6 separate regions of the Mus musculus genome follow, and all the other regions are linked to region 1. The links are chromatin loops, found by intact Hi-C in ENCODE. Cell type or tissue: heart. All regions are shown on one strand.

Evidence for each region. Hi-C counts contacts between places; a loop is a spot of excess contacts. Peaks named below come from ENCODE experiments on the same cell type or tissue, not always from the same donor. Only the 100,000 strongest peaks of a DNase experiment are listed, where the experiment ranks them.
Region 2: a loop joins it to region 1, with 3.0 times the contacts of the local background. A loop is called at or near these places in 2 of 42 quality-filtered maps.
Region 3: a loop joins it to region 1, with 2.8 times the contacts of the local background. A loop is called at or near these places in 21 of 42 quality-filtered maps.
Region 4: a loop joins it to region 1, with 6 times the contacts of the local background. A loop is called at or near these places in 4 of 42 quality-filtered maps.
Region 5: a loop joins it to region 1, with 3 times the contacts of the local background. A loop is called at or near these places in 20 of 42 quality-filtered maps.
Region 6: it touches region 1 in a loop (4-fold over the local background); 12 of 42 quality-filtered maps call a loop at or near these places.

What each region holds. Positions count from the first base shown.
Region 1 is chr15:96,935,368-96,939,367 of GRCm38, forward strand. No RefSeq gene overlaps it. Among named protein-coding and RNA genes, the nearest start is that of Gm32677, 99 kb to the left of the region's middle. In heart, no CTCF peak of the experiment used is centred here; a DNase peak (open chromatin) is centred at 1,524; H3K4me3 peaks cover 482 bases; H3K27ac peaks cover 941 bases.
Region 2 is chr15:96,749,204-96,753,203 of GRCm38, forward strand. No RefSeq gene overlaps it. Among named protein-coding and RNA genes, the nearest start is that of Slc38a2, 51 kb to the left of the region's middle. In heart, no CTCF peak of the experiment used is centred here; DNase peaks (open chromatin) are centred at 68, 2,228 and 2,588; H3K27ac peaks cover 2,836 bases.
Region 3 is chr15:96,545,512-96,549,511 of GRCm38, forward strand. No RefSeq gene overlaps it. Among named protein-coding and RNA genes, the nearest start is that of Gm32457, 34 kb to the right of the region's middle. In heart, no CTCF peak of the experiment used is centred here; no DNase peak of the experiment used is centred here; H3K27me3 peaks cover 383 bases.
Region 4 is chr15:96,663,917-96,667,916 of GRCm38, forward strand. No RefSeq gene overlaps it. Among named protein-coding and RNA genes, the nearest start is that of Gm22045, 5.9 kb to the right of the region's middle. In heart, CTCF peaks have their summits at 2,182 (motif pointing left) and 2,993 (motif pointing left); no DNase peak of the experiment used is centred here; H3K4me3 peaks cover 358 bases.
Region 5 is chr15:96,698,312-96,702,311 of GRCm38, forward strand. Slc38a2 (solute carrier family 38, member 2) reads right to left here and starts at 1,417. Exons shown (of 16, transcript NM_175121.4): 1 at 1,097-1,417; 2 at 304-506. The coding sequence starts at 419. In heart, a CTCF peak has its summit at 2,037; DNase peaks (open chromatin) are centred at 600, 710, 1,440 and 1,980; H3K4me3 peaks cover 2,896 bases; H3K27ac peaks cover 2,876 bases.
Region 6 is chr15:96,682,881-96,686,880 of GRCm38, forward strand. No RefSeq gene overlaps it. Among named protein-coding and RNA genes, the nearest start is that of Gm22045, 13 kb to the left of the region's middle. In heart, a CTCF peak has its summit at 1,747; a DNase peak (open chromatin) is centred at 1,781; H3K4me3 peaks cover 448 bases.

The sequences.
Region 1 (4,000 bases):
TGCCTCTGTGGCTTCCTGCACACCTGTGCCTGTGTGGCTTCCTGCACACCTGTGCCTCTGTGGCTTCCTGCACACCTGTGCCTCTGTGGCTTCCTGCACACCTGTGCCTCTGTGGCTTCCTGCACACCTGTGTCTGTGTGGCTTCCTGCACACCTGTACCTGTGTGGCTTCTTGCACACCTGTACCTGTGTGGCTTCCTGCACACCTGTGCCTGTGTGGCTTCCTGCACACCTGACACAGGGCACTGTTTCTCCACTGCTGAGTTGTACTCTCTATGCTTGCCTCAGACATGCAGAGGGAAAGTTTCATTTTCATGAGGGTATGTTGACTGAATAATCACATGACAATTTTCAGTGTACTGAAACAGATCATAGCCATTGCTTAGAAAAGGACATTGTGTGTATATGTGTGGTATATGTGTATCTGTGTGTATATATGCGCATGTGGTGTGGGAATTGGCATGTATGTGTGCAGATCTTCCTGGGACTGGATTTATAAGTAGCTGTAAGCTGGAAACTAGACCCAGGTCAGTCCTGAAAGCAGTACCCATTACCAACCACAAAACCCTCTCTCCAGCCTGGGAAAGCCCTTTGAAATATAACTTCCAGAGATGTCACTTCTCATAGAAAAGAGCTTAGAGATAGGTGTGTGTGAGAGAGAGAGAGAGAGATGGGGGGTGAGAAGGAGGGAGGGATGGAGAGAGACAGAAAGAGGACGAACTGAACTATCTGATCAGAGGCAGATAAACTAGCTCTGGGAACCAGGACACTTCTGCTTGTGTACACAAGGTTGTACAGTAAGGTTGAACAGGTTCATGATAAAGAAGCCCCCCCCCCACCCCCAAGCAAAATGTTAAGACAGTAGACGTCTCGGCAGTTTCTAAACACAGGGTCGGACAAGTGATCCCGAACTTGGTTGATGTTGGTGTCTGTCTTAAATATTATTAGTGAACCAATTTTGTGTTCAGAATGCCTTGGTTTGCATAATAAGTGACGAAGACCCACTAATCAAGACCAGCCTCTGGGGATGCAACCTTTATTGACTTAAATGTTTTGTAACAGGCTCTTAGATTTGCTGTGCAAGACTTTTGTAATCTGAAACAGAGGGCTGCTTCTGTGTTGTGTTAAGGAAAAATACAGGAGTGACCTCACTAGGGCCCCTGAGAGAGCTCATCTTTCTACCAGCAGGGTCAGGAAAGGGAGAGGTGAAAAGCCTTCACCTGGCAGACAACACCCAGAAACAGCTTACAGCTTTCTATAGAGGAACGCAGCTTACGTTTCCGTGTCAGGAAAGTGGACACACGGAGTATCTCGTATCCGACCAAGCCCAGAATGTGACATCACTTGGAGATGCAGAGGAAGACCGTTACCTTCCTGTGGCTGCTCAGACGATGCCGAGACGCCCGCCCCACCCGTATTGTGAGAGCCGGTCTCCTCCCCAGGCCTGTACTGCTTGGTGACCCTTTGAGGGTGCGCTTCCCACAGCCGCTCCCGCAGAGCAGAGAAAGCAGCTGGACAGCAAAGGCAGTGCCACTCTTCGTCCAGCAGGGGGAAGCCTCCAGCTCCCTTGCTGCTGTATTCCTCTCCGGTCTGTGCTAGTTCAGTGCCCCCTAGTGGCAACTCATCTTATTAAACATCGAGTTGGTTACAGGAAATAGATTAAGCTGTTTTGTAAGTATTTTATAACATAGACAAATTCTGACATGACAGGCATTAGGTTCTCTGAACATCCTTCCGTGTCAGCGAGCAATCACACGATCGTGTAGGCCAGAAAGCTGAAGTTCCTGGAGCCTTGCTGTAGCCAAAGTGTGGGCTGGAGAGATGGCTCAGTGGTTAAGAACATTGACTGCTCTTCAGAGGTCCTGAGTTCAATTCCCAGCAACCACGTGGTGGCTCACAACCATCTGTAATAGAATCTGATGCCCTCTTCTGGTGTGTCTGAAGAAAGCAATGGTGTACTCATATACATAAAGTAAATCTCACAAATTTGAGAGAGAGAGAGAGAGAGAGAGAGAGAGAGAGAGATGATAGGCATTTTCCTATCCCTTAACATGGTTGCCTCTGGCTTTCTGAATCTGGGTGCTGAGAAGCCACAGGGTAGAGTGAAGAGAATACTGGATGGGTCTGCCCTCAGATTCTAATGCCACCATCCCGCTATCCTCTCTGAGGCTGTTTGAACTGCAGCTATGCTCTTGGCCCTAGAAATACAGTGATGGTATAGAGACAGAAGATTGCCTTGGTCAAGTTTCTAATTCTGGCTAATCCCTAGTCTTTTTCCATGTTTAAAATAGGTTTGCAGATACAATTGAATACTCCTGCGAGGTAAATACTTAGGAATATCCAGTGTGCTATAAGAAGAACAGGCAGTGGGACCAAATGGAGGAGATGTTGACTCAGTGCACCAACGGCTGGGTCAGCTGAGCAGTCTGTGGGTCCAGCATCCTTGGAGCCTTCTTTGGGCCAGTTATCTGCAGATGAAAGGAAACACATGCATCGTCACGTCTTTCAGTTAGCCGAGCTGTGAATGATGTAACATCAAAGGAATGAGCTGGTCTTCACGTGCTTCAAGCTCTGGAGACTTGCTGGAGTCTCTGGCAGCAGTCATGGTTCATAGCTGTAGAACTGGGGGTGCAGTGGGGGACCCCATGTAGGCAATGAGAACATTTGGTCTCTTTCCCAACAGGAGACTGGTGTTTAGATATTTGCGGTGACATCACTGAAGGAATGCAGTCAGAATGGGTGATAATGGGGTTTTGTCTGTTAGCACGTTTGCTATACAAGTGATAATATACATATATACATACACTAGTATATAATCATATAAATATAATATATTAACTTATAATATGCAGTTTCTTCCTTGACAAACTTTTTATCTATCATCTATCATCTCTCTATGTATCATCTAACATCTATCTATCTATTTATCTATTCATCTATCTATCACCTATCTATCATCATCATCTATAGAGAGATCAGAAATAGTGTCTTAGAGAACATACACATTACTGAACATTAGGGCACTAGAAGAGAGTGAAGATTTTTCTGGCATTTGACAGATTTTTTTTTTTAAAGTAAATGTATGTCTTGTCCAAGGTTATTCTCGGATCTATTCATCAAATATTTGCTGTGTTCTTTTTAGGGGGTGCTCACTGCCCATGTCGGGGTTACAGTAAAAAGGACACAGCCACTGTTTTCCCAGACTCTGGAGGAAAGAGGATTAGTGCGAGTCAGTGCGAGTCAGATGAGCTCATGTCATGTTAGGAAAACATGAGGCAGCAAAGACTGAGGGCTGGAGACTGGAGCACCCTCTGGACAGGATGCTAAGCAAAGGTAATATTTGGGTGAGAGAAGGAGGAGGCAGAACTGGTTATCTGGGGAGAGAGCAGATAAGGTCCTGGGGTTGACTGAGGCCTAAAGGTGAGGGAGGTCAGAAGCTGTAGCTGCAGAGCAAGCAGCAGGGACAGATCTGAGAGCAGCGTGGGGTGGGGGAAGGGGCAGGGGCAGATGGGCACGGTCAGTTTTGAGGAACCTGAACAGAGAGGGGATGGATAGCATCTGGTTTATGGGTTAAAAGATGGCAAATGAGTCAAGTTTGGCCCAGAAACTGGATCTCTTTAAGGTAGAGCCCATCAGTCCCTCACCCCCAAAGGGCAGCCCAAGATCAAAAACAAGTCTTGGGGAGCTTGGTAAAGCTATGGCTTTTTTCTTTCTTTTTTTTTTTATTGGATATTTCTTTATTTACATTTCAAATATTTTGCCCTTTCCAGGTCTCCCCTTTGGGAACCCCTTATTCCATCCCTGCTCCCCCTGCCTCTATGAGGGTGCTCCCCCACCCACCTGCCCACCTACTCCAGTCTTCCTGCCCTGGCATTCACCTACATTGGGACATAAAACACCCTCAGGTCCAAGGGCCTCTCCTCTCACTGATGTTCATCAAGGCCATCCTGTGCCACATATGCGGCCATGGGTACTCCTTGGCTGGTGGTCCAGTCCCTGGG
Region 2 (4,000 bases), 190 kb before region 1:
CATCTGAGCAGTGCTGACACTGTAGTAATTCCTCCCCGTTTGTTTCTGGTTAGCTGCCCGGCATTCTTCTCAGAGCATGTGCCACAAACTCCTGGTTTATTTTCATTCAGAGATAAGAGCACACGGAGCTGCAGGTCCTTTTATGGCGTGTTGGAATTTATTCTGTATTTACTACTCGCTGTGCATCAGAACGACGTGATTAGTTGAAAATAGAGGCATTAATGCCCGTGTGGGATCTGAATAATGCATGATGTGTAAATTTCTGGTTTCTCTTTTGGAACACGCTAATTTGTGTTTGTCTCTCCTGTGCTTCTGGCAGAGCATGGAACCTTCAAGTATTAAAATCAAGGAACGGCTAGGGTACGGTTTTCTATACTCCATGAGAGGAGAGCTGTGAGCCTGGGGACAGATCCAGTGACCTGAGATTGCAGCTCCTACCCGTGCCCCTCTGGGGACAGCCACAGTGGTCTGAAGGTGTGTGAAGAGGACTTTGCTCCACCAGTCACCACCCAGTCTGTTTACTGGGTAACATCTGCCACAGGGCTCTGGGAAGAACACTTTAGTGTAGTTGAGCTTTGGCTGGTATTCTCTGTCTCTATCAGTCAGTCAGTCTGTCTTTCTATTTGTCTCTGTCTCTCTCTCAACAGGTTCCCATAAGCTCAGGACTGACTGTGAACTCTTGATCCTCCTGCCTCCCCCTCCAAACTCTGGGATTATAGGCGCTTGTACTACGCCTGGTTTAGCAGTTTGTCTTCTGCAACGTTAAAAAACAATGTTACAGGTCTGGAAACTTTATGAAGGTCCTGCCCAGCACTAGATAATCATTTACTGATCTGCTACAGGAAATACAGCGATAACCTACTCTTTTCTTCTGCTTTCAAGGAACCTATGAACTAGAGGAAGAGAGTATAGAGATAAATTCCAGCCTGGAGGTGTCCATGGTCAGAGTCACGAGGTCAAATGAGGGCACAACAGAGAGGTGCCCGGCATCACTAGAGGTGTCAGGGGAAGTGTTCCAGAGAGGAATAATCTATTCCTAGTTAGGCTGGCCATGTAGTTTGTGGGGCCCAGTAACTGAAGATGTTCATTCACTCAAAGATTATGAAGACTTTTAAAATATCACAGCTAATATGGGCACTTCAAACCGAAGATCCTTCTACTTAAAAGTGCAGTCCCCCAGGGTGGGGTGTGGGGAATGGAATATGGAGTGTAAAAAATAAATTAATTTTAAAAATCTTTTTTTTTTTTTTTAAAAGAGGTTTTGGATGCTAGCAAGATGGCCCAGTGGGTAAGAGCACTGACTGCTCTTCTGAAGGTCCTGAGTTCAAATTCTAGCAATCACGTGGTGGCTTACAACCATCTGTAATGAGATCTGACGCCATCTTCTGGTGTGTCTGAAGCCAGCTACAGTGTACTTATATACACTTATAAAACTTGAGGTTAAATAAATAAATCTTGCGATAAATAAATCTTTGGACCAGAGCAAGCAGGGACTGAGAGAGCAGAGTTGACCAGAGCGAGCAGAGGTCCTAAAAATTCAATTCCCAACAACCACATGAAGACTTACAGCCATCTGTACAGCTACAGTGTACTCATATACATTAAATAAATAAATAAATAAATAAATAAATAAATAAATAAATAAATCTTTTTTGTTGTTGTTTTTTGAGACAGGGTTTCTCTGTGTAGCCCTGGCTGTCCTGGAACTCACTCTGTAGAACAGACTGGCCTCGAACTCAGAAATCCACCTGCCTCTGCCTCCCAAGTGCTGGGATTAAAGGTGTGCGCCACCACTGCCCAGGTATAAATAAATCATTTTTTTTAAAGTGTAGCTACCACAGTGGGAAGCCAGCCTGGGCACCAATGCTATTTGTTTCTTTTGAAACATTGTTATAACCTAATTACAGTCCAAGAGAATGTATTTAAATCGTCTTGGTGTGGTCCTGGTAGTCTTTGGGGGGACCAAGGACATCAGAAAGGGTCATGGGGATGGTTGTTTATTTTTTGCTTTTCCCACACAGATGGGCAGTTTCTGGGAAGTTTTGGGGGGTGATAAATACAACCTCCTTCTGCAGCCTGCGCCCCTAAAAGGAATAGTACATCAGTGGCAAAAGGCAAGTTATTATTAGTATGTTTGCTGGCAACGGGAGAGAAACCCCACCTGCCAATGAGAAAAAGCAGAGCGTGTGTCACCTGTGGCATACCGTTTTCATGCCATCATCCCTGTAGCACGGCCTGTCGCTGTGCTATCTATAGATAGTGCCCTGTGTGGAGGGACACTGCTAATGACAGGCTTGGTCACACATTGGTCACGTAACTCACTTTGGCTATCGGAGCAAGAGGAAGCCATTTGAGCTGGGTCTGAGGAGAAGTTCTGGGCCAGTTCTTCAAAGGCCGTGCAAAGGTTGTACCTTTCTTATCCCCCACCACAAGACCCACGTGTCCCCTGTCCTTCATCTTGAATGCTGAGTGAAGAAGACACAGGGAGCAGAAGCCAACACACAAAGGAGAAACCACTGAGGTCAAGAGCTTATTTATAACCCCAGGGAAAGGGGACTGGTGTGCTCTTATCATGAAATAATTCTCACAAGTGCAGCACTAATGGACAGGGCGGTGGCCCAGTCCTCTGGGGAGCAGCGTTGTTCTAAGGACAATGGCAGCTTCTTCAGCAGAGGAGACTGAATTCTGCTGATGGTGACAGGATCTGCTGGTTAATCAAGCTGGGCTCTGGATGCAGGAAAGGGCTTGATATCTGAATGTCCTTGCCCCGGCTTCCCCATCTGGCTCAGCAGTCTTAGTCCTGCCTGACCTTGGACAGATTTCTTAGCATCTATTTCCCCATCTGTAAACCTGGGAGGCTGTTCACCTCCTAAGGCTGTGAGAGCAGAGACACCGAGTGCTATTCCCTTAATATCAAAGTCCCCTTCTGTTCAATCCAGGTCACCTCTCTGCGGATGCAATTGGCTTTTGTGGTTTTTGCATTATCTACCCTTCATATAGAAAACAACGAAGGGGGCAGGGAGGAGCAAGAGGGGATGGCTGGGAGAATACCTAATGGGTAGAATAAGTCTCTAGGGCTTCCAGGGCTCAGGATTTATTCTCAGGAGACAAAAAACCCAAAATGCCTCCAAAACAATAACTGAAAACCAAAACAAAATGAAGAGAGAGAGAGAGAAAGGGAGAGAGATGGGAGAGACAGAGAGAGAAGGAGAAGGAGGGGGAGGAGAAGAAGGAGAGGGAGGAGGAGGAGGAGGAGGAAGAGGAGAAGAAGAAGAAGAAGAAGAAGAAGAAGAAGAAGAAGAAGAAGAAGAAGAAGAAGAAGAAGAAGAGGAAGAAGAAGAGGAAGAAGAAGAAGAGGAAGAAGAAGAAGAAGAAGAAGAAGAAGAAGAAGAAGAAGAAGAAGAAGAAGAAGAAGAAGAAGAAGAAGAGGAAGAGGAAGAAGAGGAAGAGGAAGAAGAAGAGGAGGAAGAAAAGAAAAGAAAAGAAGAAAAGGAAAGAAAAGAAAAGAAAAGAACAGAAGAGAAAAGAAAAGAAAAGAAAAGAAAAGAAAAGAAAAGAAAAGAAAAGAAAAGGCCCCCTCAAACAAATCAACTAGAATGAGACGGGATGTCTGCAGGTTCCCGCCTGGTGATCCTCTCTCTACAAGAGCCTGTTCTGTTACCTTTCTCTAGAGACAACTGTGATCTCATATATGGTGTCTTCATTTTGATATCTTACACACGTTACTAAGTGCGTCACTTATTATCACAGTGTATGCTGGCTGTTCCAGGTAGATATGGACGCACAGTTAAATTTTAGAAACGCAACCATGTTCTTTGCAAAGTACGGATGCGGAATGAAAAATTTAAGTCTGGGAGTGCTGGTGCAGGCCTGCCATCCCAGCAGTTAGAGAGCTGAGGCTAGGCCATGGTGGGTTTGGGGCTAACCTGGGCTACATCGTGAGACACCCACTCAAACCACTCCGTCTCACAAAACAAAAAGGGGAAAAAATTTAACAAGA
Region 3 (4,000 bases), 390 kb before region 1:
TAGTAGAAGCACGTACCACATTGTGTGAATTTTCCTGGGAAGATGTGATCAAATATCTATCCATCCTTATAGGGCACCAACTTCAGGCCAAAGTAGCAAATCCCTCCAAATCTAGCTCGGGCTACCACAATGAGTTTGCTTGGCTTGCATGCAGGAGCACGGGTGAGGGAATTCTCACAGGACATGTGATCCGTCCCAACAGAGCTGATTGTCATAACCCCCCTGCTCCCACCCCCGCTTGGGTGATTCCCTCCGCACAGCTGCAGAGGTGGGCTTCCCCTCCACATCCAAGCTGTGCAGATTCTAGCACCTAATAGGATCGTGCCTGAACTGCGAAAGTGGACGGAAGTAAGTATGCACATGTCTCTAACAAACGCCGAACACTCACATAAGAAATCCAGGTGTACTGTTTTGATTCAGTCAGAAGGTGTCGTACTAGTGAGGAAAAGCTTTTGACGGAGAACTGTTGTATGTAACCAGGTAGGAAAATGCCTGATCAGAGAGAGTCCTGATCATAGCTAGCACCACTTGCTCCACCCTAAAGGAATACATTGGATGGTTGGAAGAGCCCCTGGTTTACTCTGCCTTTACGTATTAGCATTGGCCTGAATCGTTTCGTTTGGTTTTGCTTTGTTTACCGAGACAGGGTTTCTCTGTGTAGCCCTGCCTGTCCTGGACTCGATTTGTAGACCAGGCTGGCCTCGAACTCAGAGATCCTCCAGCCTTGCCTTCCGGGTGGAAGGTTTAAAGACCGGTGCCACCACCTAAGTTCCCGACTGACAGCTGTAAGTCTTTGCCTGAGCACCTAGCTGTAAATCGCTGGCGTTGAAAAGCTTGGAACAGGAAGGGCAAAACTCCTCCATTGCGCTCTCAGCTGAGCGTAGCCATCTTTAAACCCTTTCATCACCCCAGAAGGAAGCTTCGACCCAGAAAGCAGTCAATACCACTCACCTTCTCAGATTTTAGCAGCCATCAGCCTAGCCTGCCGTCTCTGCAAGCTGGCCAGTTCTAGACATGCTGTGTAAATGGTTCCGTATTGTCTGTGGCCTTTTGACTGTCTTTTTCCACTTGGCATGAGTGAAGGCTGTGGTGATTTCAGGGTTCATCCACTCTAGAGAGTCAACACTTCCTTTCTATTATGGCCATGTAGCAACCCATTGGATGGGCATTGGGAGTGTGTCCACTCGGGTGTGAATAGCATTGCTGGAGACATTCGTGCACGTGTTTTTGTTTCTCTGACATACAGAGATGGGGCACTGCTGGGTCTCGTAGGGAGCCCATGCTCAGTCATTTGAGATGTGTTCTAAACTTGCTATACATTTTGTGCTCCTACCAGCAACGTTGGAGGCATCCATTCCCCCTTATCGGGGCCTGCTATTTTTTTTTTTAATTTTAGACCTATTTATAGATTTGAAATGGCACCTCTCTTAAGTTTGAGAAGGGCTTTTTTGTTGGTGGGATTTTTTTTTTTTTTTTTGGTTTTTCAAGACAGGGTTTCTCTTTATAGCCCTGGCTGTCCTGGAACTCACTTTGTAGACCAGGCTGGCCTCAAACTCAGAAATCCGCCTGCCTCTGCCTCCCGAGTGCTGGGATTAAAGGCATGCGCCACCACGCCCGGCTTGGTGGGATTTTTTTTAATGTACATGGGTGGTTTTTAGATGATGTTTTTACACTTTTACTTACTCAAGAATCAAGAAAAGTAAGGCCTGAGGAAGGATGTGAGGATTTGTGTGTGTGTGTGTGTGTGTGTGTGTGTGTGTGTGTGTGTAAGAAAGCTGCCAGAACCCAGATAAATGAACTGCTATCTTAATCCCATGCTCCTGGAAAGCCAAGAGCGTGTACCTCTCTTGTCGGGACTGGAAGGACACAAATTGATTGCCCAATTAGGGAAAGGTTTCAGGAAGGTGAGTAAGGTTTCTATGTTCCTGCCCTGATTACTCAACAGGCTTGGTTAACAGGCTAAATGGGTTCAGGGCCTGCGAGCTGGGGGCAGGAGACTGTGGCTAAGTACTGCTGGACAGATGCCAAAAACAATTTTAAAAAAAATAAAATAAAATAAAATAAGGCAACAAGGCAAAACTGCTCAAGCATCCAACGCCATCCAGAACAAGGCTGACACGCTGGGGCTTGCCGTTTACATCATAGTGAAGCAATTACAATATACATAGTTTCTTGTTATGGGTGAGGGGCCGTTTGTGAGCCAAGTAGTACCTCTCAAATTACACCCCCCCCCCAGAATCTGCAAATTCATACAGGCAATGGATTAATATGGAAAGAAGGTTAGATCTGGTCCTCGTGCTGGGTGCTAAGGAAACCAGCTGTCCTCGGCATAGGGGATTTTTTCCCCACACTTGTTCAGGCCTGGAAAACTTCAAATAGCCCTCGTTTTCACTGGATCTTTTGCTCTCTGGCATTGCTCACACAGCCCAACAGCTTCTGATGTCATGGCGCAACACTGCCGGTCCTCTGCCAAGAGCCCTTGCTGAGGGCACGCTTCACCCGTCAGAACCCAGCTTTTACTGTTCTTGGCATCCGTCGAAAGCAGTTGCCTGTGTGAAAGTAACTCTTCTTTAAAACACGCAGCGTGCCTGCCTTTCATACAATGGCGTTGTCACGGATTCTCTGGGGCAGCTGAGCCTTGGCCTCCTGGGACAGAACGCACAAGAGCTTGGGCTGCCTTTGAACTCTAAGGACAATGGGATTTGAGCTTTTACCCAGCCTTTAAAAAAAAAAAACAAAACAAAACAGCAATCTGTTCTAAACAGTGGCTTAGTATTTGCTGGGTAGCGTTCTCTCGTTACCTTTTCCCGTTAGCTCAGAAGAAACAAGGGCTCTGGGCCCACACTTGAAGTCATTGTGGTAGTAACAGGGTGACCTTCACTGTGGACCTACTGTGTGACACACGCACTGGACTAGGCAATTCACAACAGACAATCCAGCCCCCTTTATTCCCTTCAACTGCTCCATGGGGAGACCAGCTGCTTCATTCCTTATCCATAGATGAGGACGCTGAGTCAGAAAACGCAGGAAGCCCAAGCTCACTTTGCTTTTAAAATGATAAAGGCCTCCTACTCAGTGTGAGTCAAATCTGAACCACAATCCCTGCCACATACACTGTCCCCAAGACAAGGTCTTGTGGGGACTCCTACACACACGTGCCTGCAGACACACACTCGCATACCGCTCTGCTCTCCACCGCCCAGGACACCGGAGCACTGAGCTCACTGAGAGACGTCCACTGAGTCTCTCCAAAAGAAGAGATTCTGAAGATGGCTCCAGACGCCCTGTGCGATGCTGGTGGTCCAGACGCACTGCTGTGTCCTATTGCTCTCTTAACCTAAGAACAAAGCTCTACTTCTGTCCCCTTTACCTGGGGACTGTGCTCCAAAAGGGAGGCCCGGGGCAGGCCGGGGTCGGATCGGTACGCTCTGTGTCTCTTTGGTGGGGAAGCAAGCTCTGTCTCTCTCTCTCTCCATTCTCATTTCCTGTAGTGGTTTAAGGACAGGCTGTTTGGAGGAAACTGCAGCAAGGGCTTGTGGCAAAGTGTCTTCTGTAGACATTTGGTCATCTCTTCATGCACCAAGCAAGATGGCCCTCTCTTCCTAAACTCTCTAGTAAATAGTTAATGAGAACTAGCTTAGATTAATGTGAAAACTATCACCCCAACAGAGAAAATCAGTTCCACAGAACACTTCAAGAACATACACTAAACACTAATAAAGGTAAGTAGCAGCCGGGCGTGGTGGCGTTCGCCTTTAATCCCAGCAGAGGCAGAGGCAGGAGGATTTCTGAGTTCGAGGCCAGCCTGGTCTACAAAGTGAGTTCCAGGACAGTCAGGACTATACAGAGAAACCCTATCTCGAAAAAAGAAAAAAAAAAAAAAAAAAAAGATAAGTAGCAAGTCTCAAGGGACAGCATCCCAGCATGCCCTTCGAAAAGGATGGCAGAACCCTTCTATCCTCAAAGCTGAGATCTGTGTTTAAAGTTTCCTGCTCTCCTA
Region 4 (4,000 bases), 270 kb before region 1:
GGAAAGTCAGCCTGGAGAAGCGGGAGACATCATGGCCTCATTGCCGTCTGAAGCTTCGATATGCTCCAAAGTCATATGCCGAAGGCTGGTTGGCCAGCCTGTGGCCTGATGTGATATGGTGGAACCTTAAGAAAATGGCATCCATAGGAAGGAGGTCAGCTCACTGGAGGAGTGTCCTGGAAGGAGACTTCAGACACTTTCCATCCCTTTTCTTCCTTTTCCCTCATTCCTCCCCTTTCTCTCATTCCTGGCTGTCACAGATACTTGACCCATGGTGTACTTCCTATAATGACATTGTGACTTGGTCCAAAGCAACAGAGCCAAGCAACCATGGACTGCGTGAACCCCAAATCACGAGCCGCCAAGACAAACCTTTCTTCCTTATAAGTAAGTTGTCCATATCAGGTATTTTGTCACAGTGACAAAAGTTTGGATAATATAAGCATAAAGGGAGAGTGCTTTAAGAGAGATAGGGGTGGTCTCTCCTTCATGGGGATATTGTGAGAGACAGCCTATAGAATGGAGAAAAAAATTGTGAACTCTATGTCAGATAGGAGATTAGTATTTAGATAGATAAAGAACTTAAAACACACACATACACAAACATCTAATGAACAAATGGGCTATGCATTGAATGTGAAGTTAGCAAAAGACCTATGAATGGGCCAGAATTTATTGAAAAAAGTGTTGAACACTGGCCATTAAGAAAATTAGTATTGGACTGGAGAGATGGATCAGCGGTTAAGAGCACTGACTGCTCTTCCAGAGGTCCTGAGTTCAATTCCCAGCAACCACATGGTGGCTCACAACACTGTAAAGGGATTTGATGGCTTCTTCTGGTGTGTCTGAGGACAGCTATACTGCACTCATATAACTAAAATAAATAAATAAATCTTTTTTTTAAAAGGAAAAAATCTTTTAAAAAAATTTAAGGGAAAAAAATCTAAAGCTACAACTACCATATGATGTATCTAGACCACTCCAGAGCGTCTACCTCAGGAACTCTAAATTAAGATACTGCAGAGATACTTGTGCATTCATATTTACTAGAGCACCGTTCATAACAGCCAGGAAATAGAGCCATCAGTAGATGGATAAAGAAGATGTGACTCAAACAGTGGGTAGAGCTTGGGGACTCTTATGGAAAAACAGGCAAGAGGATTGCAGTCCTTAAGGGGTCATGAGTTTCACAGGGTCAAGAACTCCACAGGTAGATAAGGTGGTAGACTGAACCACCAACCAAAGAACATACACAGGCTGGTCCTAGGCCTCCCTGCTCATATGTAGCTTGGCCTTCATGCTGGTTCTGAAAAACTGGAGTGAGGGCTATCCCAAAAGCTGTTGCCTGTACGTGGGATATGTTCTACTAGCTGGGCTGCCTTGTCTGGCCTCAGCAGGAGAAGATGCGCCTATTCTCATAAGAGACTTGTTGTGCCAGGGTGAGAGATACCCAGGGGGGCCTCCATCTGCTCAGAGGAGAAGGCAGGAGGGAGGAAGGATTGTGGGAGGAGGTGACCAGGAGGGGGCAGGGAGTGGGATGTAAAGTGAATAAACAACAACAACAACAATAATTCAAATATATATGTATATCTAATAATAATTTAAATAATTAAAATATATGTAAATATATATGTAAATGTATATATATGTATTTCATATATATATGAAAATGGACACAGTTTCTTTTTCATCTATACAAAGGAATGTTATACAACTGTGAAGAAAACTAAAGTCATGAAATTTGCAAGACATCAGATGCAACTGTAAAACATTACATTCCAGGAAACAAGCAGACTCAGACAAATACAACATAATGTCTCTTGTATGTAGGACCTGAATTTTTTATAATATATATGCACATGTATGTATATAAGTGAGTGTATTCATTTATGTGTGTGCATTATTAAACTAAATGGGATCATGGGAAGAAAGGAAGGAGAAACATGACAGTAATAAAATACAAATGATAGGAAAGAATAGGAAAGTATTGGGGGGGGAGGAAGGGAACTAAGGACACAATGGATAATGTGTTACAAAGTCACTATGAAGCTCGTTACTTTGTATGTTAACTTAAAACAGTAACTCTACACACCATTTAGGGGAAGCCTGTCTTTGCTACTTACAGAGCAAAGCCCCAAGGGTTGTTACGTGGGGTTAGGAAGCACTGCCCCCTAGAGGTCATCTACATGATCTAAGCAGACTGGTTTCTTATACAATAGAAAGTGGAGAGTTCTTGGAAGATGCCGAATGTATTTTCTGACTTGTGGAGATCCAAGAATTCAGTTGGAATGCACTCAATAATTAGTCATGTAAAAGGGTCTTACATTTGAGATGAATCCAACCTGAAAACTTCCTTCCTGAGTTCTAGTTTTCCTTGGTACCAGAAAACACTGTGCAAATTGCTAAGGGTGGAAAGAAATGAATAGTCCTACCAGCTGCAACCTCTATGAACCACACAATGAACGGCAGAATGAGACACCTGTAAAGGCACCATCGTGGCGCTTAAATGTCGGTGGTAACCAAGAGCTGTCTAACTGAACTTAATGCCTTCTTAACGGGAAGCAAATCATGTGATACTGAAAACCTAGCCAGTTTCCCAGAGCTAGTAAGGTCATGGACATTAGGGGAAAAAACCCCTACTATTGCCATTTTGCTAGACAGAGGTACATAATTCCTTAAAACATCGTAAATCCTATCATTATACCACAGATACAATGTAACCATCAGCCCTCATCAGTAAAGCCTCTCCTCACAGCAAATGGAGAGTATCCCAGAAAACTGCAACTGGATACAAAGTAGCCCCAACAGAAAATCTACATTGCAGCTCCTGCATCTATGGCAAAGGAAACATCGAAGAAGAATGTATGAGCCAGAACTCCATAGTCGGCTGTGAAACAGTCTCACCTAGAAGGATTGTACAAACAAAACCAGAACAGCGGCATTATCGATGGACCTGGACAGGGACGTTTCACAGGGTGCCCCCTAGCGGAGAATTACAGGAACAAGAAAGGCTGAGAAAGACAGAATTAGCCTCTCAGGGAAGAGTGCCCTAATTGGTTGTCTAGTACAGAGTGAACATCACTGGCAAACAACATAAACGGACACAACAGGTTATTTCTATATATTTATGTATACATATACACATATGTGCATGTGTGTAACAATAATAAAGAGAAAGAGAAAAGAAGCTAGCGATTTGAGAGTGGGAGGGACATAGGAGGGGGTTAGAGGAAGGCAAAGGAAGGGGAGAAAGTGATGTAATGTTATTTTAATCGAAAAAAATATATAAAGAAGTAGAAAAACCAGATTCTCCAATCTGCAAAAAGGTTTAACGGTAAAAGAGAGAGTCTCTCATAAAAAGAAAAAGAAAGGAAGTTTGAAGAAAATTTCTCTTTGATTAGAGATGTAATCTAGTGAGAGGTTCAAGAGTGGAAGAAGCCAGCATTTTCCTGGATTATTAAGATGCCGCTAGTGGAGTAGAAGCCCTTGATGGTGTGGGGCAGGACTCATCTGTGGCAGCCTTTTCCTACAAGAGCTCCTTGGAAGAGCAGGTGTGCCCAGCCTACTGAGAGTGAGGAGATGACCTAGAGCAGGGGGTGCTCAGTGGGCAGCAGAGTGATGGCTTTGGTGGACCAGGAATGGCTGAGGTGATAGCCAGGGAGGTGAGGAAGCTCTTCTGGGGCACCACTTACAACATGGGGGCCAGCGGGTTAGCCTCTTCCACCCCCTCCCTAACCCCTCCCAACCGTCTTCCTTTGGATTGCTCCTCCCAGATGATCTGTGGTCATGGGAACCAGAATTCTCTGTAACACAGCACCACCAGCCTTTAGGAAGAAGGTTCTGGAGAGGAGAGATGAGACTAGGAAGCACCAGGAAGCTGTCTCCTGGTTCAGACAGCCGGCCTCATGGAAGAATCATTTGAAGCCAGGCTTGGGCAGAAATTTGCAGGTAGCTTTGCTGACTCTGAGCTCTAACGTGAGCCATCATGTGGTTGCTGGGA
Region 5 (4,000 bases), 240 kb before region 1:
ACTGAAAGATACGAAAACTATAGTTTACATCATGTAAAGCCCTTCAGTTCTGCTTAAGTTAATGCATGAACTAGGTGTTCTCGAAGGTAATACCATCTGTCATGCAGTAACAACCGGGTAATTTAGCAGGCTACTCTCTCCGGGGCTGTGAGCCAGGGGAGACCGAGGCTTCGGGTGAGCCTTCTGGTTCCTGGGTGTGCGCGTTAGCCTGTAACCGATGAGCAATCCCTCCAGCCCCGAGGCACCCGTGTGTGCAAGCTGGCTTTTTTTTTTTAATTTGCAAAGCACATTTCTTTTTCCCACCTTTTCAGAGCAGCCTGCTTGGTGGGGTATGAGTAGTTGAAGTCACTGTTGGAGCTGTAACTGCTGCTGTCCTCATCCGGGGAGATGTTGAACCTTCCCATTTCGGTCTTCTTCATGCTGCTCGGGAGGGACGGACGGTGTGCGGCTCGCTCGCGGCGCGGGCTTCCTTTTGTCCTTGGCGGCGCACTGGCCCTCGAGGCTGCCTGCGAAGGTAGAAGGCGGCGCGTCAGGACTGCGGCGCGCGCCCGCCCGCCCCCCCCCCGTACCACGTGACGCCGCCGAGCGGCGCAGCGCGGCTGATTCATCCCCCGCCAGGCGAGTGGAAAAGTACCAGGCGAGCGAGGGGCGGGGGCGCGGCGAGGGGCGGAAAAGTACCGACGGCGGGGCCGCGAGAACAAAGATGCGCCCGCCGAGGCGCCCCTCCAGCCGCCCCGGCGCTGAGCCCGGTCCCCCTGCCCCAGCCGGGGCTTGTTTACAGGGCGCACGCCGAGCCTAGCCTCCGGCAAGCCGGGGACTGCCCCGGGTACCCGGTCACCCGCCCCTCCTCTACCCCGGGAGGAACTGATGCAATACCGAGGGGCGATTGATTGTCAAGCCCTCGCGCGGTTCGCCTTGCCCCACGCCCGGACCGGACGATTATTTTCGAGGCACAAGACCCGATTGCAAGCAGCCGAGCGGCCCGTGCGCGATTCCCCCTTCCCCCTAACGGGAGGCTGTGGCCGGGTGGCCGCAAGCCCCCGCTCCCGCCGCCGGCGCCGCCCGCGTCCCCGCCGCCGCCCCTCCCCCGCCTCACCTCGGTGCTCTCCCTGCGAGCTGGCCCACCTCACGGCAGCGTCTCCCGTGGGCTGTCTCGGTCACACACCAGAATTGTAAAACGAGGGAAAAAATGTAACAGTGACGGAGTCCTTTTCTTTTATTTTTTTTAATAAAAAATTTTTAAAATTTCCCCGTAATCCAACAACAGGCAGAAGAGGTGGATTTTTTTTTCCTCTTTAATTATTAAAGAAAAATGAAAAAAAAGAGCGGGGAATGGCGATCACGATCCTCCGGCGGAGATTGAGGGGTAGCGGCGCGGGCGACGGCGTGGCGCGGTGTGGAGCAGCTTCCCGAGCGCGAGTTATAGCGGCGGGGCGCCGCGTCAGTGGGCGGGGCGCGGGCGTTCGCCTTTGTGTATCAACAGCACCTGGGCTCCGCCTCCCTCCCGGTTGCCCCGCACCCCGAATCGGGGGGCCAGCCGCACCCCGCTTCCCCGCGGCTCGGGGCACTGCAGCCCCGTGGGTGGCCGCCACCCGCGGCTGCTGTAATTACGGAGCCGGATCCCTTAGATTCCCTCCCAGCCCGGTCTCCAACGCTGCGTTTCGGGGACGCAGCCGGCGAGTGTGCAGTACCCTACCCTCCCAGCCCCCCCCCCCATAACCATTCCCAGCCCGTGACTTAAGATTTGATTTACGTGAAGGGTTTTTTTTTTTTTTTTTCTCCCGCAGAACTTGGGCGGGCGCTGCCACGCTGCCCAGAGGGCCGGTTTGTGTTCTCGATCTTTCCACCTAGATGTGCTTTCACTCTCCAGTGCTAGCCTGGTGGTGAATGAGAGGCGGCTCGCAGTTGCGTGTCGGCATAGACTTTTGGGTTGCACGTGCCACAGCGTACTAGGGAGGGTTTGCGTTTGACCAGCAAGCCAGACACACCTTTAATAAAAGAACCTCGGGCTGGGTTCTTCCGAGGCCGCCCAGGGGCGCCCTGTTCCCTCTTGGTGGACACTTTCCCTCCTGCTACCACCCCACCCCTGGTGCTAGCGTCTCCCCGGGCTTCCAGCGAGAGCGCCCTCGTTGGAATGTAGGCCTGGAGCTTTCTCTACAGCCCAGATCCCTCGGTGGTGCTTTTGGTCTTGCAGAGCCGGGCGGCTCAGGGGGACCCCTAGACGAGAATATTCGGTGCTGCCGGAATGGCGAGGGCCCTTCCCTTTCGGTTGAACAAAGACCCCCGAGGAGAGCGAAATGCTGGTTGAATGAAAGAATAAACAAACGAGTTTGACCTGGTGCTCTCTTCCTTTGGGGGACGTGGGAGAGATTGGGCTGGGCATAGAGGAAAGGGTTGGGTGTGATCACACTTTTTTGCCTTCAATGTTTTCCTGAGGAAATCTGCAACACTGCCTATTTCCGTGGCACGAAAGTCTTGGGGTACCTTCAGCCCGTGTCAGTGTTCATGATTGACAGGGCAGGACCCTATTTCCCCTTTACACACTGTGTTCTTCATCCTAAACCTCTGGTCCGGTCAGCCATACTTAAACAATAGCCTTAGAATGAATGCTGCACGTCCCCTCGCCCCTCTCAAGGGCGGTGGTCACTCTAGACCTAAGGAGCCAGGAACGCCTTTTTTCGGCTTGCCTATAATTAATGCTCCCCTCCTCAGTCCTACTTTTGCAGTTCTGTTTTCTAAACCATGTGGTGTCCGGACTTCATAAACCTGTGCTGTCTTGCACAGTCCTCAGATTGTTCGAATTTGTTTGTAGTCTTGTATCGACAGTCTCCCCATGGAGACCGAACTCTCCTCAGAGGGGAGGTTAGGAATCTGACATATAATCGTAGCTAAAAAAGTCTTGATTACCTTACCCCGCCCCCCTCCCAACTGCACACCCTAGTAACATCGGATAAACTCCTGTCAGGAAACGCTTGGTGGTGGACTCAGGAATCCTGGGAAATTCCTTTCTATCAGGTTTCAACTGATAAAACTCAAAAGATCTTAAACCACTTTTTCATTCTAGGTAAATCTCTTGCCCTGTTAGAGGTATTCAGGAAGTTCTGTAGGTTATTGGTTATGGCTGCAATTTGGAATACAATTAGACCTATTGTCCTTTGGACTTTTTCCATGGTTCATACTGCAGGATAGTTAAGGAGAGAGGTGGGGAGGGAGAGAAGGACTGAGGGGAAGGGAGAGGAGAGGAGAGGAGGGAGAGGGAGAGGGAGAGGGAGAGGGAGAGGGAGAGGGAGAGGGAGAGGGAGAGGGAGAGGGAGAGGGAGAGGGAGAGGGAGAGGGAGAGGGAGAGGGAGAGGGGAGAGGGAGGGAGAGGGGAGGGAGAGGGAGAGGAGAGGGAGAGGGGAGAGGGGAGGGAAAGGGAGAGGGGAGGGGAGAGGAATAGATTTGGAGGCTTGTAATCTTTATCTGAATTTCCGGATGGTCAGAAACTGAATAGTACGTGACAATAACAATGCAAAGCAAAAAGGTGATTTTTCTATCACCACTTTGATTCTTCCCAGTAGTGAATCGAAAATGCGCGTTACTAGGCCTGGAGAGATGACTCAGTGGGTAAGAGCGCTGGCTGCTCTTCCAGAGGCCTCAGGTTCAGTTCTCAGCAGCAACATGGCAGCTCACTACTGTGCCCTAACCTGGTGAACAGGGAGACACAACTCTATCCCAGACACACTTACTCTATTAATGGCACGTCCTTCTAAAGCGGCCTGGTTTGTGTAGCGATTTATACACTGGAACTCTAACACTGCCATATTTAACTCCATCTGGGGGGTGGGGGGTGAATCGAAAGCCGTCTTCTGTCTTCTGTGGCCGTGGCCACAGCACACACCCGGTGCACAGACGTACACACAGGCAAAACTCCAATACACCTAAAAATAAATCTTTTTAAAAAAATTCTAACACAAGAGTTTTCCCACTGAGACCTCCACTGGGTTATTGCTGTTGTCCT
Region 6 (4,000 bases), 250 kb before region 1:
TGCAGACACTCACACTCAGGCACACACACACATATATATTTAAAATAAATAGGTGAGTACTTAAAATCTGTTGGTTAAGGACAACTAATGGCTACTTAGAGAGGGAGAACTGGCCTTCTCCAAGGACGAGCCTCCAAATTAGCTCTCCAACTCCATGTAGACATTCCCGACATCATTATATACAAAAACCACTAAGGGAACTAAGCAGGATGCCTTTACATATTTATCCATATATATAACAATATCAACTAAAGAGGGCATCGGTTAGAGGGGATCAAGGGGACCGTTGAAGGAGTTGGTTGGAGGGATAAAAGGTAAGGGGAAACTGATGTATTATAGTTTAATTAATTAAAAATATATATTGGTGTGAGATTTTGCTAAAGATTCAGTAATGTCAAAATATAGTCTTGAAAGTATATGTGTGTGTGTGTGTGTGTGTGTGTGTATACTATACACACACACACACACACATATATACCTGTTCTGCCATAGAGACACCAGGAAGAAATTTTATATCTACTGAACAGCCAGCTTGCCCAAAGGGAGACCCAATTTCCCAGGGAGCTTTGGGGTAATCTGAAAGCTATTGGGTGGTGCTGAGTTACAGATAGGAGCTAAGGATACATCTTGCAATAAGGGGACCCAGTAGATCCACACTTAGGATTCTAACCATCTTGAGGGCTTGCTCTAAAGGAATTTGGAGCTGGGAATGTACTATGCTTCTGTAGGGTTGCTGGTGAAGGCAGCCCTTTATACTCACTATGGAAGGATGTTGTGTGTGTGGTGTGGGGGATGGGGGGGCCTGAGGTCAGACATTAGACTTCAGCATATCACGTCTCCTTTAACCTCTATAAAAGATTGGGCTTGGGGGTTGAAGAGATGGCTCAGTGGTTAAGAGCACTTAAGAGATTCCCGAATTCAATTCCCAGCAACCACATGGCGGCTCACAACCATCTGTAATGGGATCCGATGATGCCTTCTTCTTGTGGGTCTGAGGAGAGCCACAGTGTACTCATATAAATTAAATAAATAAATCTTAAAATTAAAAAAAAAAAGATTTGGGCTCTACTTCAGACATGTTCAAATGACTCAGCTAGAAAAATTGAACTTACCAGAACTCCTTTCATGATAAGGAAGCACTCTATGGCGTTAGAAAAAACAGCCAGAGAAAGAACTTTGGAAGAATGAGTGTGAGAGACACCACACACACACACACACACACACACACACACACACACACGAGCAAAATTCGGAAGGAAGCACTTTGGCCAGTGCTCTGTCCTCTCTTAGAAGGTAAGTTCTGGGGACCAAGTCAAAGTTTTTATTTCCTGAGCTTAGGCAGCTCTGAAGGCAGTGTGGAAGCCTCCTGGGTGTGGAGAGGCAACAGTCTGTTTATGGTATGGAAGGACAGACAGACTCCCCCAGTTCACAGCCCAGCTTGAGGACCATGGGAGGAAATGATGTCAGACGGGACTCGTTGAAGCCCCAGTTAACAGAGAGAGGTTCTGGTTCTCCAAAATTGCTTCTTCCTAGAGATGGCAAGAGCCAATGTTGGGGCGGTGGGGGGGGGCGGGGGAACAAGCAGAAAGTATTTGTGGCATTTGCTGAAGTTGAATCCCAAGAAGTGAAAGCAGGTAACCGACTGCCAAGACTTACTACAACAAAGTGCAGAGTAGAACCAACAGGAAAAGACACATAACAGAGGATTCTGGGAGCCCCGCACAGACATTTCTTGTAGGAGACCACACAGGGGAGCTCTTTTCCGGTTTCACTTGACTACGTGGGATCCAAGTGGGAAGCCTCTCGAAGGAGTCACAAGGCTCAGTGGGGGAGGGGCTGCTGACAGAGCAACTCGCTACTATGTAACAGCAAAACCAAGACCCCACCCCCCCACCCCCCCAACAATGAAGCCAGGTGCACATCATTAAACCTGCTGTTCATGAAAAGCCGCCTGATAGAGCAGCATGGCAGATATCTGTTACTGCAGGGTGACTATAACAACATCCTCAAGGTTGACATAAAAACCTTCCAGTGGCAACAGTCCTAGGAATCGCCAGGGCTCTTAGCAGCCTCCCTGGGTTAACTCGTTCTTCCCAGTTATTGAGGGACAAGGTTGACGAAGATTTGAACAAAGTGCTTAAGTGGTAGAGGTCAAAGATAGCCTCCACCACCCTGAAGCTGATCACGAGTTAGACAAGAAAGCCTCCAGCTGTAATTACATTTTTAAAAAATTGCTCTCTAATTTTACGGCATGTGCTGTATTTATCTTGCAAGGGTTTAGTAAATTCTTTTTTTTTTTTTTCTTTTTCTGGTTTAGGAAATTCTTGCTAAAAAAAATTGAGGCTCATTTCAACTGTAAGACTGAATAAGGGGGTTCCGATTCGTTTAACCATTCCGGGGAGTTCGAGGTTGAAATGTGGATAAAATCATGAAATGGGAAGTGTAGGGTTTATGGGAAAATGGAGGTGGCTGCAGGTGGTGCAGTGGTGATGATAGGTCAGTCACAAAAGCCAGCAGGTGTCCTGTGCGACTGTCTGCAGAAAAGGGAAATACAAAGGACAGCTTGCTGCTGTCAAGGGACTGTTTCATCAAGACATTTACCGGGTGATGTTCTTCTTGCTAGGGGCCACCCACACAGCTGGGGACTGAAAGGGCTTCCACAGACCCTCAGTAAAGTTTAAAAAAAAAGAGGAACACAGGTTGTTAGTTTCTCGCCCATCATCATAATCCCAGCTGTGTTAGTCAGGGTTCTCTAGAGTCGCAGAATGTCTCTCTGTATTAAGATGACTTACAGTCTCTAGTCCCAGTAACTCAACAGTGGATGGACCGTTGTGAATGGGAAGTCCAAGAATCTAGCAGGGGCTCAGTCCCACAAGCATAAGTGTTTCGGCTGGTCTTCTGTGGAAGCTGGAGTCCTGAAGATGTCAATTCCAACAGAAGTGCTGGCAGATGAAGGCAGACTGTCCCTCCCCCACTGTCCTTATGAAGGCCTCCAGAAGAAGATGCAGCCCAGTTCTCAATGTGTGCATCACCATGCCTGGACCTTTAAAGTTTTAAGTAAAGCTGTCCTTTACTTAGAACTTTCTTTGTAATGGCACCACCAGGCTGGTTTTGAACTCAGAGATCTGCCTGCCTCTGTCTCCAGAGATGGAACATGCATACCACCTTGCTTAGGGCCTAAGCTTTTCATGGCCACTAAGCTTCAAGATCTGAATCAAAAGCCTGAATTCCGGCCTCAAGGTCTGATCACAGGTGTACTGTCTGCTTCCGGATTGTAGTTAATTTTGGATACAGTCAAATTGACAACTGGGAATAGCCATCACAACACCCTTTCTCTGAAAAGTATTCACACCACAGGGCCTGCTCCTGGCAGTTGTGCTTTTGGTCTCCGTGCCCTGCCACCTCTATTTGAAGAGGTGATGATGGACCCTGACCCTGTACTGGCCAACTTGTTCATCTGGAGAAACTCAAGTTGAGGGCCAAGAATCTGACTGCTTGGCTCTATAGTCAACATCTCATGCTTGTCATTGGACTCGAGAACAGGTTAGTTTGGATATTGGCAAGGCCACTGACGTACACATCTGCATAACCCTCCCAGGGACCCAATGTTCTACCTACCACATCTTGCTTATGCCAACTTGCAGGTTATCATCGCTTTTCTTCCAAGTCATCTCTCCAGGTATGAGGATGTCTGATTCAATGTCTCAAAGGGCTTTGAGGAATCACTTAGAAATGGCTGGCTCACTGGTTAGTGCCACTGGACACTCTGTGGACTTCCCCCCCCCCCCCATGCATTACCAATCCTAAATGCTTAAACTGTAGCCTAACAAAGCACTAGATCAAAACCAACATCAGAACCAACATGACAGAACCCCACCACTACTTCGACGTCAACTGCACACAGTAGATGTCCAGTGGATGCCTATTAAAACCTTAGCTCTGCATAAGCCCTTAGCCATTTTGTAATGGCACTGCAAATTTGGGACATCTCTCAGACCTG